Linked DNA regions of Homo sapiens: region 2 is linked to region 1. The links are chromatin contacts, found by Hi-C in ENCODE. All regions are on one chromosome and are shown on one strand. The core of a region is the stretch at or near the end of the contact, and the rest is flanking DNA. Distances in the headings are between cores, read along the strand shown.

Evidence for each region. A loop is a pair of places that touch in the nucleus more often than their neighbours do. Pooled maps may share reads with other maps.
Region 2: a loop to region 1 is called in a map with no recorded cell type, with 6 times the contacts of the local background. The contact joins the enhancer-like site here to the promoter of ATOSB in region 1. A Hi-C loop is called at or near these places in 2 of 37 single-sample maps with no recorded cell type and 8 of 50 pooled maps.

What each region holds. Positions count from the first base shown.
Region 1 is chr9:35,111,612-35,118,481 of GRCh38, reverse strand. ATOSB (atos homolog B) reads left to right here and starts at 2,620. Exons shown (of 9, transcript NM_025182.4): 1 at 2,620-2,677. RefSeq lists silencers at 2,416-2,475, 6,590-6,859 and an enhancer at 3,809-4,638.
Region 2 is chr9:36,475,595-36,482,464 of GRCh38, reverse strand. It overlaps a transcript of RNF38 not described here. Among named protein-coding and RNA genes, the nearest start is that of RNF38, 79 kb to the right of the region's middle. Within about 2 kb of position 3,229, at least 2 of the 41 ENCODE cell types and tissues checked have a DNase peak (open chromatin) inside an H3K27ac peak, as active enhancers do.

The DNA.
Region 1 (6,870 bases), core at 1,371-3,870:
AGAGATTGCAGTGAGCCAAGATCGTGCCACTGCACTCCAGCCTGGGCGAAAGAGCAAGACTCTGTCTCAAAACAAAACAAAAACTGTTAAGGTCATCAAAAACAAGGAAGTTTGAAAAACTGTCACAGCCAAGAGGAGCCAAAGGAGACATGATGTCTAAATGTAATGTTCCAGCTTGGGTTAGATTTTGGCACAGAAAAAGGACATAAGGCAAAAACTAAGAAAATCAGAATAGGCCGGGCGCGGTGGCTCACACCTGTAATTCCAACACTTTGAGAGGCCGAGGCGGGTGGATCACCTGAGGTCGGGAGTTCGAGACCAGCCTGACCAACATGGAGAAACCCTATCTCTACTAAAAATACAAAATTAGCCAGGCGTGGTGGCACATGCCTGTAATCCCAGCTACTCGGGAGGCTGAGGCAGGAGAATCTCTTGAAACCAGAAGGTGGAGGTTACAGTGAGCCGAGATCTTGCCACTGCACTCCAGCCTGGGTGAAAGAGCGACAACTCCGTCTCAAAAAAACAAAAAGAAAATCAGAATAAAGTGTGGGTTTTAGTTATTGTTAATGTATCAATATTGGCTTATTAATTGTAATAAATGAACCATATAAGGAAAGATGTTAATAATAGGAGAAACTAGGTGTAGGGTATATATGAAAACTCTCTGCACTATTTTTACAAGTTTTCTGTAAATCTAAAATTGTTCTAAAATTAATTTTTTAAAGTCAAATAATTTACCTAAATCTATACAGCTAGTAAATACTCAAAGGTATGAGACAAACTCATAAGTTGAACCCATAAGTTGAAGTTTGAAGTTGAAGTTGAAGAAGTTTAGATGACTTCAAACTCTGTGGTTTTCCCACTACCCAAAACCTTTCTTAGTTTACCCTTCTGGGATTATGTAGGCATTTGTATCACTGTCTAAATAATAAGTTCCTTATGGCCAGAGAAAATACTTTTTTCTTTCTTTTTTTTGCGCTTCCACACCACTGACGTTGAGTAAACCAGTTTAAGTTAACTACTGACAAAGTCACAGAGCCTAAAGAATCTGAGATTTGGCCGGGTGCTGTGGCTCACGCCAGTAATCCCAACACTTTGGGCAGCCGAGGCGGGCGGATCGCTTGAGGTCAGGAATTTGAGACCAGCCTGGCCAACATGGTGAAACCTGTCTCTACCAAAAATACGAAAATTAGCCCGGCCTGGTGGCGCGCGCTTGTAATCCCAGCTACTCTGAAGGCTGAGGCAGGAGAATTGCTTGAACCCAGTAGGCGGAGGTTGCAGTGAGCCGAGATCGCACCACTGCACTCCAGTTTGGGCGAAAGAGCGAGACGCCGTCTCAAAAAAAAATAAAAAAGAATGTGACTTTTGTAGAACTTGATCAAATCCAGACCCAAACGGTCCGCTCCTCGGAGAGGCCACAGATCGGCGCTGAGCTGGGCTGTCTCAGTTCTGCAAGTGTCCTGTGCTGCCATCTACCGGTGTCTGGGAAGCGTCGCCCTCCCTTATTGTATCTCCTGGGGAGAGGTTGGAGAGGGCGCCGCTTAAACTGCAGAACATATGTAACTGTCATGCAGTTCATTAGACACCTGTACAAGGGAAAGGCCTCACTTTTCTCCAGCAATTGCAGGCCCTCCTAACTCCATATCAACACTCATCTCGTAAAATTCACAGATCTCGCTGACCTGCCTCAGTAGGTACTGATCTGACTCCTACTGTCCATCCCATCCCAGAACCCACACCCGCCTGCACAGCGTAGGCTTCAGAAACTGCTCAACCTCGCAGACCTGAACCCCACCGCCCAGATTCCCTCATTTTCACAGACCCCTGAGATTCCTTGCACTACCTTGCAATCCCTACGGACCTCCCCTATTAGTGCAAATGCACGCGCCCACCCAGACATCCCTACAAAGAGGTTAGAGTTCCGGCGGCAGCTCACACCGGTGCGAAAGCAGCGAGATAGCCCCAACCCGGCTCAGAGCCCTCAGGCTGGTGGCTTTGGCCCTGGCTCCATCTCCCCACCTCTGCCCTGATCCGCTCCGCTCAGGCTAGCAGCCTGCCGGCCGAGGCCCCGCCCCTCTAGACTTGTCATCACAGAAGCCGCACGTGGCCGGGGTGGGACCTCAGGCGACCTGCGACCATCACTTTGTCTCCTCCTTCCTCCTTTGGGGCCGCCACCGCCAATCAGAGCCAGCGGATCCTGGTTGGAGTGCGACCGCCCGGGTGAGGCGTGAGGGAGAAGGGGCGGAAGGAGGAGGGGCTCTGAGATGGGAGGGGGATCGTGGTGGAAGGGTCTTGGCGCGACTTCTGCCAGGCTGGAATCCGAGGGGGCGGGTCCTGGTGAAAGGCGGAGAGACCGAGAGGAGGCGGGGATCGGGGGTGGGGCCTGGGAAAAGCTGAGGATCCTGGGGAAATGCAAAGAAAACGCGAAGGAGGTGCGAGGTCAGAAGGGGGCGGGGCCCGGGCTACAGGGGAGGAGCTCGAGAAATTAAACGAGGAAAGGGACAAGTCCACAGAAGGTGGAAGGTGGGACAAGGGAGAGGGTGGGCCCGGGCGTTGCGGGGGCGGGGCTCAGACTGAAGGGGCGAGGTTTGCAGGCGGAGGCTACAGCTAGGGCTGCTCAGTAACTGCCCCAACCACTACCACGTCCCCAAGTGCAACGGGACCCACGGAACTACAGGTGTGGGGCAGGGTGAGCGTGGAAGAAGGGACGCGGATGGGGGTGCGCTTTGCAGACGATCTGGAGACTGCTGTGTGTTGAGGGAAGATACGAAGTCGCGGGAGCAGTTGGGGACTCAATGTGTGGGCAACAAGGTGCATTCTCCAGAGGCCTCTATGGGGGAAGGGCGGGAGCGCTTTGTTGTGGGGGGGTTGCGAGGTACATTGTGAGGGGGCTGTCTCTGTCTGATGTGGGGGGTTGGAGGAGGTACATGAGGGGCAGGGGACATGGAGGTGCTTTGAAGGAAGGGGGGCTGTTTAATGGAGAAGGAGTGTAGCGGTGTCGGAGGGTCTGCGGGCACTATCTAGGGGAAGGGGTTGTAGGCCCAACTTGAGGCAGGAGAACAGAACCCCCAGTACTTTGACAAAGTAACAGTTTAGGGCATTGTAGTAACTACAGGAAGACACTTGTGTTCTGGGTTCTAAGAGCAAGGGTGTTGGGGTTAGTGGGGTGAAGAGGCCAATCTATTGCACTCCTGTCTGCTCAGCTTTTAACTCCGCCTTCTGGCCTGGGCACTCAGAGAGGAGTCAGACCCTGCTTGTCACTAGGGCTTGTGTGAATGTCTCCTCAGTCTATTTTGGATCTGTCCAGCTGAGACTGGGGTTTCTTCCCTAAGCTGAGGTCCCGGGGGACCCTTCCCCCGCTGGGTTCCTGTCAACCCCCCATCCTAGTTCCTGTTCCTCCCAGAGCCGGCCTTGGTCTCTGTCTCCCCCCTCCCCCGCCCTGCCCTTATGCTCTGGGTGTGCTCATTTCCCACTTCCTTCCTTGCCCCAGGGCCTGGCCTGGCCCTTGCCCATCTAGGAGCTGTGCCCTGCCCGGTACTTTGTTATCAATGACCAGAGACCCTGGTAACCAGCGGCAGGGCTCAGACCCCACCCCCACCACTACCACCCAGGTCTCTCGCATAGATCCCCAAGTGACTGGTAGCCACATTTAACCACTTGCCACAAACAGATTTTCCCCACCCTTATCCTTCTGGGTAGGGAACGCTAGGGCTTCTGTGGGAGGGGGGAAGTGGTGAGGAGTATTGAGGGTCTTCTGTCTGTTTTGAGAGGTGGGCCACGACTGTAAGCTGAACCCAGTAAGGGTTGTGAGGTTCCAGCCACAGCTAGGGGAGGAAGAGGGAGTGGCTCCCCACACTCCAGGCTTGGAAGCACTATCAGAACAGGCTAGGACCTAGTTCTCTTGAGGGCTCCTCTGCTTCCCTGAGGGGATTTGATGGAGTGCTAGAGTTCTTTTTGCCCCTGGGCTGGCTGGGAGAGGGTGGGAAAGGCTTGAGTTCCACACAGTGGCTAAATGAGTGTGACAGTGTTGCTAAAAGGGGCCCCAAGCCAGCCTCCTCACACAACCACCCAGGAGCTGAGAGACTGGCTGGGGAGGGGGGTGGGTCTGCTGAGGACAGACAAAGCCCTGGGGTAGGGTGGGGTAAAAAAGGGCAGGCTGAAGCCTTTTGAGGAGGAGCTGATTGCTATGGCAACACTGCTTCCCAGACAGTCTCTCAGAGAGGGCGGGCCTAGGGCAGACTCTCCAGCTTCCTCAGGACTGGGGCGGTTTGTGTGAGTGGGTGGGGCATGAAGAGAAAGGGCATCAGTTTGCTGTGCTGAGACTGGAGGATATAGCCTTTCTGCTTTGGTACAGGCAGCAGAGCATTCGAATGCCTGGAGCTATCCTCTGATATGGAGATGAGTGAACAACAGTCATTAGAATTGTAGAGCTGCAGAGGCCCTCAGCAGTCATTGTTTATACAAACACCTCATTTTACAGGTTTGGAAATTTATGGCTAAAGAGACTGTGATTCCCCAGATGTCACAGTGAAAGGGCAGAAGATAGGATCCAGATCGCCGGATTGCTGTTCACTCAGCCCAGGGCCTGTTGTTTTCTTCAGTCAATGTTTATTGAACATTGCCAGGGACTAATGTTGGCTCTGGGAATATGAGCATGAACGAAACAAAGTTGCTGCTCTCATGGAGCTTCCATTCTATTAAGGGGAGAAAGAAATTGTGGAGGGGGAGGGAGAAGTCAAGTAGTGATAACCGCTATATAAAAAAAAATAAAGCAGGATAAATTTAGGGCAGGAAGGTAAGGCCTCTTTATTTATTTATTTATTTATTTATTTATTTATTTATTTATTTATTTTTGAGACGGAGTCTCACTCACTCTGTCACCCAGGCTGGAGTGCAGTGGTGCGATCTTGGCTCACTACAACCTCCGCCTCCTGGGTTCAAGTGATTCTCCTGCCTCAGCCTCCTGAGTAGCTGGGATTACAGGTGCGCGCCACCACACTCAGCTAATTTTTGTATTTTTAGTAGAGACGGGGTTTCACCATGTTAGTCAGGCTGGTCTCGAACTCCTGAGCTTGTGATCCGCCCACTTTGGCCTCCCAAAGTGCTGGGATTACAGGCGTGAGCCACCGTACCTGGTGGTAAGTCCTCTTGGTTGTACCCTGCTGCTTTCCCAGGGTACACTGAGGCCTGGAACATCTTTGATCCTTCACCCTGAACTATTGTCCTCTGACCTTTGTAGGTAACCAAGGCCTGGCCTATGGTAGTGGCAGAAAGATAGAATAAGGTGGGGTTGCTAAGGGATTATTTTTTTCCTACAGTGTTCTACGTCTCTGTTTTCCTAGTAAGTTTTTATTAAGGCAAGTAGGCTCTTACATTGATACACTGTAATTTTGACAAGGGCATTGAAAATTTCCTTAACCCTGTTCCTTACACTAGGGAACCGGCAAGGAAGTCAGCCCAAGGGAACTGGGTTCTTATTCAGAGTTTTCCTCTTGAAAAGGGTGGTCTAGGGTGAGGTAAGGAGAAGGGAGCTTAGAGGGACTGTTACTTGCTTGTGTCTCCCAAGTCTAGGACTGAGGGACTAGGGGGAAGAGGAAGGAGCCTCTTTTTACTATCTAGTGATATAACCTCAGGGCCCTGGGGGGTCCACAGCACAGGCAAGGCAGAAACAAGGACCTTGGGCTCTCTGTGGCCTCTGAACTGTAGAAGAATGGACTTTCCCTCTTTGGCTCTGGTGTTTGCCTCCTGCTTCTGTGAAGGACCGGGAGAAAAAGCCTCCTAAGTCCCAAATTATCCGACTTGCTGACAAGTGCAGAGGGCAGGGTAGACAGGACTATTGCTTTTCTTAGTTTACCTCTAGAGTACCCTCTAGAAAGTGTCTTTGAATGCTCAATCCTTGCAAAGGTTTCCATCCTGGTCATTTAAAGAATAGGAGGACAAGGGTTAGGGATGCCGGTTCTGCTGCCATTTGATTTGACTGGGTCTGAACTGGGCTGGGGCCCAGTGACTCAGTGGGAGGGTGGATAGTTTTGAGGGAGCTGTGAGTCATGGGGTTGAGCTCCATCACAAGAGTTGGGCTCATTTCCCCCATTCTGGGCAGAAGCTCTCCTATCCCACTTCCCTGTATGCTCTGTCTCCTTGAACATGGGCCTGTGAGTAGAAAGAGTGCTGGCAGGCTGATCTCAGAAAGGGAGTTCAGAGGCACAAAGAATAATGCTGGTCCCTGAGATTAAAATGTATCCCTATCTTAGGAACCCGTGGGGCTCCTCTAAAGAAGGCAAAAGAACATCAATTTAAGAGTAACAGAGGGAAAAGTACCACTTCTTAACATGGAAGGAGATAGGGTCCCACCTCAGGCCTTTTTCTTCTCTGGCATGGAGGAAGCTTCCTGGGCTTCACTAGTTCTCCAGCTCTGAAGCTTTGGTTTGGAAGGTGGGGAAAGACAAATGGGAGTGAGGTATTTGGGGTCTGGGGTCTGGTATAGACAGCAGGCAGACTTTGAGGGTTGTCAAACCGTATCTTTAAAGCCCTCGGGCTTCCTATTAACCGTCCTGGAAGGAGGAAGGGCGGGGGAGTAGGGCGGAGGGGTAAGATGTGGAAGGCCTACGCCTTTGAAAGGGTTAAATGGCAGGGCAGGGTGTTGCTTTGGACTCCGGCAGCTGTCGGGTTAAGGAGAAGGGCGGAGCGACCTTGGGTAAGCCTACCCCCTTATGGACCAATAGGCGTGTGCCTCTTGGAGGGGGCGTGCCTCGCACTTGAGGTCGCGGGGAGGCTGGCTTCCTATGGACCAATGAGCATGGTCGCTTTCCAGGGAGGGCGTAGCCTGAGGGGGGCGTGGCGGCCGTGGCCGCCGCGGCGCGGGTGGTGGGG
Region 2 (6,870 bases), core at 1,980-4,479, 1.4 Mb before region 1:
AGGAGAATCGCTTGAACCCGGGAGGTGGAGGTTGCAGTGAGCTGAGATCACGCCACTGCACTCCAGCCTGGGCAACAGAGTGAGACTCTGTCTCAAAAAAAAAAAAAAAAAGGTCTGGGCACAGTGGCTCACACCTGTAATCCCAGCACTTTGGGAGGCCGAGGTGGGCGGATCACCTGAGGTCAGGAGTTCGAGACCAGCCTGGCCAACGTGGAGAAAGCCTGTTTCTACTAAAAATACAAAATTAGCCAGGCGTGGTGGCACATGCCTATAATCCCAGCTACTTGGGAGGCTGAGGCAGGAGAATCGCTTGAACCCAGGAGGCAGAGGTTGCTGTAAGCTGAGATTGCACCATTGCACTCCAGCCTGGGCAACAAGAGCGAAACTTCGTCTCAAAAAAAAAAAAAAAAAAAAAAGACAAAAGTATCTGGTAAATGGAGGAGAGAAAGTATAGTACCTATGTGCCACATTTGCGCTTGTCTTCTTACAGTGCTCACTTGAAGGGGTAAATGCAGTTATTTTTCTCTTCCTATTTCCCCCTGCACTAGCATTCCTGAAGACCTGAGGCTTTTTAGCTAATTTTGAAAATATTTACCCATTTGTATTTTCCATTAAGTGGTTGTTTACGCTTCCTGCTGTTTCATTTTTTCTTGGAGAGAGAGGAGGGGGGAGTACAAACCAAGGACAAGACCGGACTTCCTACTGCTTTTGGAAATAATGGCAGAGTTTTTCAGGACAGTTGTCGTGGATGAATGCTGTTCTGGGGGCTCAAGGGAAAGATACATTTGAAGTGGTTTCTGTTGTCTTTTTTATTATTATTTTTAAACATGATTGAGGGTGGTGGGATAGGAAGTTTCAATTTGCTTATGCTGCTGTCTTGGAGTAATTTTTTGAAAGAAATTATATGTTAAAAAACTAAAGATGTTTAACAAAAGTGGTCTTTTGCCCACAGAAGGGAAATAAACAATTCTTACCTGCAGGCCTTACCCAGACTGGTTTCAGTTTTTTTCCTGTTCTACTTAAATGGATATTAGCGCTGTTCTTGGGACTGCTGAGAACAGTTAACTGCAGTGATGTTGGACAGGTGGAAGAGTAGAATGATGGGAGTATATTGGGGTTTATCAATAGTTACGCTATCAAAAGCTATCACTAGCTGGTGTGGTGGCTCATGCCTGTAATCCCAGCACTTTGGGAGGTCGAGGCGGGTGGATCACCTGAGCTCAGGAGTTTGAGACCAGCCTGACCAACATGGTGAAACCCTGCCTCTACTAAAAATACAAAAATTAGCTGGGCGTGGTGGCACGCACGTGTAATCTCAGCTACTTGAGAGGCTGAAGCAGGAGAATCGCTTGAACCCAGGAGGCGGAGGTTGCAATGAGCCGAGATTGCACCATTGCACTCCAGCCTGGGTGACAGAGCAAGACTCTGTCTCAAAAAAAAAAAAAAAAGAAAGAGAAGAAAAAAAGCTATCACTGCATTTTCTGCTTTTGTGGTAAAATATGTATAGAAATAAGAGAGTGAGATATTGTGAGTTTTGGTGTATATACTGATCCTTTGACTTTGTTGAGAAATGTAGGGAAGTAGTAGTAAGAGGACCAAATATATACATGGAAGGGGCCGGGCGTGGCGGCTCACCCCTGTAATCCCAGCACTTTGGGAGGCCAAGGCGGGTGGATAACTTGAGCTCGAGTTTGAGACCAGCCTGGGCAACATGGTGAAACCCTGTCTTTACTAAAAATACAAAAATTAGCTGGGTGTGGTGGCACTTGCCTGTAATTTCAGCTGCTTGAGAGGCTGAGGCACGAGAATCGCTTGAGCCTGGGAGGCGGAGATTGCAGTGAGTTGAGATGGTGCCACTGCCCTCCAGCCTGGGGAACAGAGTGAGACCCTGTCTCAAAAAAAAAAAAAAAAAAAAAGAAAAAGAAAAAAACTGTATACATAGAATAGCAAGCAGTTAGGTAGTAGGACAATTTGTAGTGCTTTTGGGATGTTCTTGGAGTTGAAAAGTTGGCTGTCCATTCTGCTTCTGCACCTTGGATTTTAGTGGCTGCAGATGCTGCATGCTGACCTTCTGTTGAAATTTGTTTTATTGTCAGAGAACTAAAAAGTGAGCAGTTTCTCAGACTAAACAGAAGTAGAGTAGGCAGAAAGTAAAACAGGTATTCATTTAATAATCACATTTACAGGGCCAGTCGCAGTGGCTCACGTCTGTAATCTCAGCACTTTGGGAGGCTGAGGTAGGTGGATCACTTGAGCTCAAGAGTTTGAGACCAGCCTGAGCAACATGGTGAAACTCTGTCTCTACTAAAAATACAAAACTTAGCTGGGTGTGGTGGTGTGAACCTGTAGGCCCAGCTACTCGGGAGGCTGAGACAGGAGAATCACTTGAACCTGGGAGGTGTAGCTTGCAGTAAGCCGAAATCACGCCACTGCACTCCAGCCTGGGCGACAGAGTGAGACTCCATCTCAAAAAAATAAAAAAATAAAAATTCACATTTACAGATAGAGAAAAGTTGGAACTCATACTTAAAGAGACAGGGTCTTGCTATGTTGCCCATGGTGGTCTTGAACTCCTGAGCTCAAGTAATCCTCCTGCCTTGACTTCCCTAAGTGCTAGGATTACTACAGGAATGAGCCACTATGCCCGGCTGGGACTCATAATTAATAAAAAGTATTTTTCATTTGGCTTTTGTGCTATCTTATTAAAACTTTTTTTTTTATAGATTTGTCTTCCTATGTAGATTTTTATTGCCACCTCAATACATCTTTGAGCATCTACTGAGTGCCAGTAATGCCAATACCAACCACTGGTTAATTAGGATGATAGCTTTTGTTGTCAAAACTTCCTCACTTAAGGTCTTGAGAATCGCATAGAGGGGTGCAATTCAAGACAGTTATTGCTTGCTTTTCTCCCAAATTTCTTGCTTCCTTCTGCTCCCTGGTCTTCTGGGCATGGTGATTGTGCCCATCTGCCAAGATAAGCCCTGCTTCTCTCCACCCCCACATGGGAGGAGATGCAGAAGCTCAACAGAACCCTGGCTGGTCATTACAAGTAAATTCCCACAAACGATATTGAACTAGAACTGAGGGCCACCATAGTGGCTCCAGTTCCTCTTCCTCTGTTGCTACCACCCACTCTTTTCTGTGGAGCCTGGAGGGCACCCTCCCTCCACCATTATACAAAGAAGCTTTGTGCTCTGAGGATGTTCTAAAGGCGGGATTGCTGTAATTATAATTCCCTAGGCACAACCAAGTAGTGGGGGCAGGCGGGGTAAAGATGGTATCCAAGTACTTGTTGGTAGGGAGAAGTCAGGCAGGGATTAAAAATCATCTGGAGACAGTACCAAAAGTGGATAATGGAGCGTTGTTGTTAATAGTGACAGGAACGTGTTTAAGTGAATACATTTCAGAGTTTTAAATTATAATACTTGCAGCTTTAAAAAAGGACAAGACTGAGCTTGGAACCTTTCTCTTTAAGTCTGAAATTGTAACTTAAAAGTACTTTAGAGGAAAATATATAGAAATCTGGGTCTACTTTGCCTTATGTTTGTGTTACCAGAATGATTGATTGCCCACAAAAGCCGAATACATAACTTGCTTACTCTCCCAGGGATGCGCCCACTAATCTTTTTTTTTTTTTTTTTTTTGAGACAGCGTTTCACTCTTGTTGCCCAGGCTGGAGTGCAGTGGCGCCATCTCGGCTCACCGCAACCTCCGCCTTCTGGGTTCAAGCCATTCTCCTGCCTTAGCCTCCCGAGTAGCTGGAATTACAGGCATGAGCCACCACGCCTGGCTAATTTTGTATTTTTAGTAGCGACGGGGTTTCTTCATGTTGGTCAGGCTGGTCTCGAACTCCTGACCTCAGATGATCTACCCTCCTCGGCCTCCCAGAGTGCTGGGATTACAAGTATGAGCCACCGTGCCCGGCCAATCTTTTTTTTTTTTTTTTTAAATACTTACATTTTTGCGAAGTGATTTCTCCCTATTGCTACCAGAAAAAAAATCAGTTTATCTGGGGATGTATGCTTAATAAACGCTCTCTTTTTTTTTTTTTTTTTTTTGAGACGGAGTCTCGCTCTCTCCCCCAGGCTGGAGTGCAGTGGCGTGATCTCGGCTCACTGCAAGCTCCGCCTCCCAGGTTCACGCCATTCTCCTGCCTCAGCCTCCCGAGTAGCTGGGACTACAGATGCCCGCTACCACGCCCGGGTAATTTTTTGTATTTTTAGTAGAGATGGGGTTTCACCATGTTAGCCAGAATGGTCTCAGCCTCCCAAAGTGCTGGGATTACAGGCGTGAGCTACCACGCCTGGTAATAAACACTTATATCAACCATTCTACGTCATGATGTGCTTCTAAGAAGTCTTGTTGGCAATCTTTTAGTGAAAATTTTCTTCTTAATATGTTAATTATTACTGTATTACTTGGTATCTCAAACTGCTGTTTTCTGTTTGTTTGTTTTTTGTTTTTTGAGACAAGGTCTTGCTTTGTTGCCCACTCTGGAGTGCAGTGGCAGTGGTAATCATAGCTCACTGCAGCTTCCATCTCCCAGGCTCAAGCAGTCCTTCCACCTCAGCCTCCTGAGTAGCTGGGACAATGAGTGTGACAACTACGCTATCCTTTTTTCTTTCTTTTTTTTTTTTTTTGAGACAGAGTCTCCCTCTGTCGCCCAGGCTGGAGTGCGGTGGTGCGATCTCAGCTCACTGCAAGCTCCACCTCCCAGGTTCACGCCATTCTCCTGCCTCAGCCTCCCTGTAGCTGGGACTACAGGCGCCCCCCACCACGCCCGGCTAATTTTTTGTATTTTTTAGTAGGGATGGGGGTTTCACCATGTTAGCCAGGTTGGTCTCGATCTCCTGACCTCGTGATCCGCCTGCCTCAGCCTCCCAAAGTGTTGGGATTACAGGTGTGAGCCACAGTACCCGGCCAACTACACTAACCTTTTAAACTTTTTTGTGACATGGAGGTTTCACAATGTTGCCTAGGCTGGTCTCGAACTCCTGGGCTCAAGTGATCCTCCCACCTTGGCCTCCTAAAGTGCTGGGATTATAGGCATGAGTGACCATGCCCAGCCTGTTTTGTTGTTGTATTTTGTAAGAAATGCACCAAAGAGTTGATTGCAAGGTAATCTTTTTTTTTTTTTTTCCAGACGAGTCTTGCTCTGTCACCCAGGCTGGAGTGCAGTGGTGTGATCTTGGCTCACTGCAACCTCTGCCTCCCAGGTTCAAGCAGTTCTCTGCCTCAGCCTCCCGAGTGGCTGGAATTACAGGCGCCCACCACCACGCCCGGCTAATTTTTTTGTATTTTTAGTAGAGATGGGGTTTCACCATCTTGACCAGGCTGGTCTTGAACTCCTGACCTTGTGATCCACCTGCCTCAGCCCCCCAAAGTGCTGGGATTACAGGCGTGATCCATCGCGCCTGGCCAATAATCTTTAGACTTTAAGACTGTAAACTTCAGGAGTCCATTCTCAGGATAAGGGTGGCCCTTTTTGTTGCTGTAATTAGCATTTACGTCTATGGTGTACAGGTAGATAGTGTGTACTCCATGGAAACCTATGGCTACTGTAAGCTGTCCTTTCCTCTAATTACTTGGAGTCAAGTTAGGAGTTAGACCTTTATTCTTACCCGCCAGCATAATTTTGTCCTGGATTAGGAAACAGCTATAATCCCAGGACTTTGGGAGGCCAGAGTGGGTGGATCACCTGAGGTCAGGAGTTCGAGACCAGCCTGGCCAACATGGTGAAATCCGGTTTCTACTAAAAATACAAAAAAAAGTTAGCCGGGCATGGTGGTGGGCGCCTGTAATCCCAGCTACTTGGGAGGCTGAGGCAGGAGAATCACTGGAACCCAGGAGGCGGAGGTTGCAGTGAGCCAAGACCATGCCATCGCGCTCCAGCCTGGGCAACAAGAGCTAAACTCCATCTCAAAAAAAAAAAAAAAAAAAAAGATTGCCCGATAGTCCATTAAAAAGATATTGCCCAAATAATCCTTTGAAAAGGCTGTACCAATTTGACAGCTACATTTTATGAGACTTTAATAAAATACACAAGGTTTGGCTGGGTGGGGTGGCTCATGCCTATAATCCTAGCACTTTGGGAGGCTGAGGCGGGCGGATCACCTGAGGTCAGTTCAAGACCAGCTTGGCCAAGGGGAAACCCCGTCTCTACTAAAATACAAAAATTAGCCAGGCATGATGGCGGGTGCCTGTAATCCTAGTTATGGGGGAGACGGGAGACTCATTTGAACCCGGGAGACCATGGTTGCAGTGAGTCGAGATCACGCCACTGCACTCTAGCCTGGGTGGCTGAGCGAGACTCAGTCTCAAAAACAAAACAAAAACCTGTTTTAGTTAAGTATGTTGATTAGCAATGACTTATTTTAGCTTAATTGTAAACTATTATCTAGGTTATTTGCCTCATTTATAATTTATATTTCTTTCTTTTTTTTTTTTTTTTTGGAAACAGAGTCCCGCTCTGTCACCCAGGCTGGAGTACAGTGGCATTATCTCGGCCTACTGCAACTTCCACCTCCTGGGTTCAAGCAATTGTCCTGCTTCAGCCTCCAGAGTAGCTGGGACTACAGCCACCATGCCTAGCTAATTTTTGTATTTTTAGTAGAGATGGGCTTTCCCCATATTGGCCAGGTTGGTCTCGAACTCCTGACCGTGTGATCCGCCTGCCTCGGCCTCCCAAAGTGCTGGGATTACAGGCGTGAGCCACCGCACCCGGCTAGTTTATATTTCTTTAGGGAATTAACCCCTGTCTCTATTTTACTGCTCTCTGTTGGCCACTAAAAAATAATGATTTGAGGCCGGTCATGGTGGCTCACGCCTGTAATCCCGGCACTTTGGGAGGCCAAGGTGGCGGATCAT